2 separate regions of the Mus musculus genome follow, and region 1 is linked to region 2. The links are chromatin contacts, found by Hi-C or POLR2A ChIA-PET in ENCODE. All regions are on one chromosome and are shown on one strand. The core of a region is the stretch at or near the end of the contact, and the rest is flanking DNA. Distances in the headings are between cores, read along the strand shown. Region 1 has its middle 53 kb from the start of Usp3. Region 2 holds the start of Fbxl22 (F-box and leucine-rich repeat protein 22).

Region 1 (2,764 bases), core at 265-2,764, 130 kb after region 2:
AGTGGCTGTACCAGCTATGCTCTCCCCAACAGCGCACAGGAACGTTCCTTGTTCTGCACGGCCGCCTTGCTTGGCGCTGCCCATTTCCATCTACCACCAGCTGGGTGGTTGTGGGTCTGCATCTCATTTTGGCTTTCTCTTGCATTTTTCTTGTTGCTAAAGGGGTTGAGCATCTTCTGTGTTACTTTTATATTTTTGCATGGTTGAAATCCCTGCTTTGACCTTTCCCTAATTTTAAAATGATTCATTTTTTTGTTTTATATGTATGAGCCTTGTCTGCATAATATGTATGTGCAACATGCATGTGCCTGGTGCTGGAGGAGGTCAAAAGAGGTGTCATATTCGCTGGAATTGAAGTTATAGAGGGTTGTGAGTTACCTACGTGGGTGCTGAGCGCTGGAACTGACTCTTCTGCAAGAGCAGTAAGCAGTCCTAACTGCTGAGCTCTCTTCAGGCCCCTCGATTTTATTATTGATTATTTATTGATAAGGGACCAGACCGACCTTTACCTCATGGTCTTCCTTTCTCAGCCTCCTCAGTGCTGGGACTACAGGTGTGCTTTGAGTGTGCACACACGTGTACTGTGGAGTAAGTGTGGAGGTCACAATACAACCTCTGTCAGTCCCCTCCTTTCACCTCAAGACAAGGTCTCCTTGGCAACATGTGTGCCAGCCTAGCTGCTCAAGAGTCTGTGGGTTCTCTTGTCTCTGACCCACTGTCTCATGGAAGTCCAGGAATTACAGACGTGGACAGCTTTACAGAACTCAGGCAGAGCAAACAGCCAGCTGACAGGAAGTGAACATAGGATTAAGAAAAAACCATAGTGAGTAAAATAGGGAGTCAGGAGGAGAGCTAGAGAGACACCCAGGAAGGAGAAGGGAGGGACGTTGAGTTTGAAGGAAGGTTTTTGAGCAGGTGGGCAAGACAGGATTCCCAGTGAGACATTGGCTGAGGAGGACGGTCAGCTGTGTGTTTTCTCTGCCTCTCTGAGTTAGCAGGACTTCACCTCAGCATCTGGCTTCCGAGTCTTCATTGATAAAATTGAACAATTGAGATTGTGTTAAAAAGCAACGCGCCCCCCACTTTCCCCATTGTAAACGTTGTGTGTCTATTTTTGTGCTGGTGGATTTGTGGCTGCTCTTTGCATATTGTAGTCACCAACTGTAGCGGCTGTGTTGGTCACCGCCCGGCCTCTGGCTTGCCTTCTTATCTGCTGTATGACGGCTTTGTTGGATACACGTTCTTGTTAGAGCTGCGGACCTCAATCACTTTTAGAGTCTTATATGTGTTTTTCTTTTAAACCTGAAGTTCTAAAGATAACTTCTAGATTTTCTTTCCTCAAAGTCACAGTACCAAATGTCTTTCTTAGGATGGTACTGTCGGGTGGGTTCCTGAGCCTTTCTGCACGTCTTTCCTGGGTTTTAGAGGTCCTACATTTTATTTTGATTCTACGGGGCCTTTTCCCTGTGCAGAAAGGCTTCAGGAGCCAGACCTTGTATCCTGGGCTCTGCAAAGCCAGCAGGCCCCTAGGGGGCGCCTTCGCACCACGTGTGAGCTCTCTGCAGCCAGGCTCCTCTGTGTCCAGCTCTGGTGTGGGGCACCCTTGCCTCACTGCGAGCTACAGAGGCAGGCCAGGCTCATCTGCTCCTGACAAGATGGAACTGTCCTTCTGGCCCTTTCAAATCCCCCATTCCCATCATGCTCTCTCCTTTCTTAGAATCCTCCCAATTCCTTCTTGACTTTTGGAGGCTCCAGGTTACCTCTCTTCTCACTGCTAAGGTAGAGACATGCCCCAAACCACTGTGGCAGGCAGCTGATGTGGCTCTAGTGTCCACAAATGATCAAAGCCACAGGACCCACGGAGGGTGTCTTGTTTTACCTTTCCAGCTCTATTAGCTGACAGCTAGCCTGATGCCTTCCTGCTTCTTGCCTCCATTTTCTTGCAAGACTAACATCACTATCTTACAGTCTATTAAGGGTAAGACGAGATGAGAACGAATTATCAAGTTCCACAGTGTTTGGCACGTAGCAAGGATCAGCAGACATTAGCTTGCCCTCACCTGCTTGGACTCTATCTTTGGAAACAAGACAGAGCTGGATCCTTGCTGATGATCTTTTAAAGACCTCACCGCTGCTTTCTCATTTGGAATTCAAACAGTCCCACTAAATAGAAATCGCTGAAAGGGTAGTTTTCTGGTTTGTCTGGGAAGAGAAAACAGTGGAGTGGAATAACTGCATCTCTCCTGCAGTAAAGCAAGTGGGACTCCTCGGAGAAAAGTCTGAACTTGTGGCCCAGGGGCAGCCACTGTTGTTTAGTGTTCCTCTCTCGTTTGTGCAGTGACCAAGATCTGGGTCCCCACCCTGACTGACAGTCCGCAGTGCAGAGCATCCTGTTGCTGGGATGCAAGGCTCTTGTTGGTTATGGAGTAGATAACCGGGAAGCTGTCTTCACTCATCTCCAGGTATACGTGTGATCCCAGCAGCTCCGTGGCCGTTCTGTCAATCCCCAAAGCACATCGCGACACCTGAATAGCTCAAGCCAGAGCCATGGGGGCAGTAAGGGTGGGTCACAGAAGAATAAGGTGCACAGTAGATCCATACATGGGAAACCAAAGAACCCAGAGCGAGACAGGCCCTGCCCAAGGTCACTCAGTGAGGTAGTACAAGAAGAGATTTGAACTAGAGTCCTTCGTTCTGTTCAATCAGCAGCAGCAAGCCCCAGACACCCGCTTTCTCTGCATTCGTGTCAAATTCCTCTTTCGAC
Region 2 (2,823 bases), core at 216-2,715:
AGATCCTGTAAAAATCGAATCTTGCTGGTTTCAGGGATTAAACCTGGTTATCTTCCAGCAAGAATGAACCACTGTGGGATTGTAACACACAAACACACACACACTCTGCCCATAACCTTGCAGCCTAGTGAAACCCATCAAAATGGCCTTGCCTGGTCTTGTCAGAGCCAAGCCCAAATCCAACTTGGGAAGAGAACAAGTGAAAGGCAGGCCCCTGTAATTACTTTCTGTGGTGAGGCCAGCCCACAGTGGTACTAACCCTAGATGGCAGCAGCTAGCAACCACCCATGCTTCTTAGCTAGCAGGGAGCTCTTTCTCCTCAGCAGCTGGCACAGCCATGTTGGCCATAGCTTCCCTGCACAGGAAGGTGTGACTGACCCATTTTGTGGCTCAGCCTGTGCAAGGGATTGGGGGGAGGAGGGAGGGATGTGTGGCATCAAAAGATCAAATAGGGGATTTTTCAGGGCATCCCCTATTACGGTTTATCTCAAATTCAAATATAACTGGGTGGTGTGTATCTTACTTGCTAAGATCTGGCAGTCCTACACTGGCACAGCACACTATGTCTCAGAGTATCCCTTATGCCCTGACAGTTGAAATCCATCCCTGAGTGCTGTGCAGGACAAGTGTGTTCCCCAGAGGAGACGCTCACTGCTACTTTGCATAGGCTTTGCTTCAGCTTACCTGAGCACCCTAGCTCTCCTTCCTTAGCAGCAGTTCTCAGGCCTCGGTAACTGCATTCTTGTTTGAGGAATGGTGTTTATTTTTGGCCAAATTAGAGGCCTGAGCCAACTGATGCCTTTGGGAGCCTGACCTTGAAAATCCAGGCTCAGCTGAACCCAACCAGGCCTTAATGGCTGCCAGTGAAGACAGCTGCTCCAAGGAGCCGCTGAACCCAGCTGAACTCAACTTCATTTGCCACAGCAGCATTTTTAGGAGCTGAGAGTGAGCCGATTTAACCCAACTCTTTGGGCACTGGTTGTCTGCCTTGGTCTCAATCTGAGCCATATTGCTCTTGGAATGTGTGCTTCCCAGCCCTCCCTGGAGCCAGGGCCAACAAAGCCACAGTGCTCAGGGGCAAGGTGGCCTACCTGTTGCACACCTGCAGGAGGAAATCATTAACCAGGCTCTCGTGCTGGCTGCAGATGCTCCTCTGGAGGGCGCTCTTGAGCCAGTCCTCGATGCTGCACACCTGCACACGGCTGGAATGCCAACAGATGGACAGGCTGCGCAGCGCAGGGCTCAGCCGGAAGTTGTCTTTCTTGAGCTCTGCGAGAGAATGGAAGTGCAGCAGGGGCCAGAGGGTGGGGTCCTCAAACACATCTCGGAGCTGGGAGCAAGTCCTGGAGAGGCTCCTCCGGCTGTCCTTGTCCAGGAAGGAGAAGAGACACAGCAGACACTCCCGATTGAGCTGGGTTATGTGCATGGTGAGTGGTGGCCGCACGTGAATGCCCAGAAAGGGTCTGACCTGCCTCCTGCTTCCTCCCCAGATCAGGACTGGTGGACATATATGGTTGAGGAATGGTGTTTATTTTTGGCCAACAACTGGTGCTGAAGCTCGGGGTGGGGAGGGCGGGTGTCAGGATCCAGACTTACTCGAAGCCATCTGTGGTTCGGCTTATGTTCAGAGGGCCTGAAAGTCCTGGCAGAAGAGCAGCCCATTGAAGTTACAAGTTTTCCTTAAAAGGGATTTCTTTTCCTCTGAGCTGATAAGTGTTGAGCACAGGGCTCTTGGCTTTTACTAAGGTGTTTTCATTGGAGGTAATTAGCGACAACAGCCCTTCCTGGGCTTGCAGCCTTTCTCCTAGCAGGACAGTGAGTATTAGCTGTTAGGTATCAGAGTGTGTCGGTGCGGCTCCTCTGCTCACCCTTGCTAGGAAGAGGTCATTTTTACCATGCCCCAAACTGTGAGTGGAATCTGAGGATCATGCTTGGTACTTTAGCTCAGGACACTAATGGCTACCTTGCAAAGATGAGCTATCTTTAAACCCCAATGGCAAGGCCCAAATGGCTCCATTTTTACCCTAAACTGTCATAAGATTCATCTGAAATGTTATTTTAAAAGCTAGCACGTGTGTGTGAGACAGACAGACTGGTGCATGTGTTCTTTTTCGTGGGTGATTTGCAGAGTTTCATTATCTGTCCTAGATAGCATTCCCCAATATGTGAGGGTGGGCAGTTTCTATTTTTGAACACTTAATTGAAGTGTAAATAACTGGAAGTGAACTGCAAGTCTGATGGGTTTCAATGCTTGCACACAGCCCCCAGCTGCCCTGCTTTTTAGGAAGCTGTGCTGCAGATCTGGAAGTATGAAGCTGCTCTAAGTGCATACAACTTGGTGGAAACCTAAGACTACTACAGCTTCCCCTGAAAGAACTCCACAGAACCCCTTAATGACTACTCCCCTTTCCTCCTGCCCATGTAGGCTACAAGACTGGCCCCTGATGGCTGTTGCTCTGCCATTTCTTCTTCCTTCCTCTCCTCCTCCTCTTTTTTTTTTTTTTTTTTTTTTTTGGCTTTTTGAGACAGGGTTTCTCTGTATATCCCTGGCTGTCCTGGAACTCACTTTGTAGACCAGGCTGGCCTCGAACTCAGAAATCCGCCTGCCTCTGCCTCCTGAGTGCTGGAACTAAAGGCGAGCGCCACCACTGCCCGGCTTGCTCTGCCTGGAAACAATCCACAGAAGAGCCCAGCTGGTGAGGCGGGACTAGGATGTGATTCGTCTGCAGCCAGAATGAATGGTAACGTGCACAATGACATCTTGGCATCATACAGACTACTAAGTCTTAATGGCCAATGATCTTGGCATGGCCACCACTCCCT

The links. Hi-C counts contacts between places; a loop is a spot of excess contacts on that map. ChIA-PET counts read pairs that join two places held with the same protein, here RNA polymerase II (POLR2A).
Region 1: a loop to region 2 is called in a map of v-Abl transformed pro-B cells, with 2.8 times the contacts of the local background. The contact joins the enhancer-like site here to the promoter of Fbxl22 in region 2. A Hi-C loop is called at or near these places in 2 of 37 maps with a recorded cell type or tissue (both v-Abl transformed pro-B cells). POLR2A ChIA-PET finds 5 or more read pairs at or near these places in 3 of 5 experiments (Patski and embryonic stem cell).

What each region holds. Positions count from the first base shown.
Region 1 is chr9:66,644,882-66,647,645 of GRCm38, forward strand. No RefSeq gene overlaps it. Among named protein-coding and RNA genes, the nearest start is that of Usp3, 53 kb to the left of the region's middle. Within about 2 kb of position 1,515, at least 1 of the 3 ENCODE cell types and tissues checked has a DNase peak (open chromatin) inside an H3K27ac peak, as active enhancers do.
Region 2 is chr9:66,513,128-66,515,950 of GRCm38, forward strand. It overlaps Fbxl22 (F-box and leucine-rich repeat protein 22), which reads right to left and starts at 1,466. Exons shown (of 2, transcript NM_175206.4): 1 at 1,092-1,466. The coding sequence starts at 1,426. Usp3 (ubiquitin specific peptidase 3) reads right to left here. Exons shown (of 15, transcript NM_144937.4): 15 at 1,512-2,823.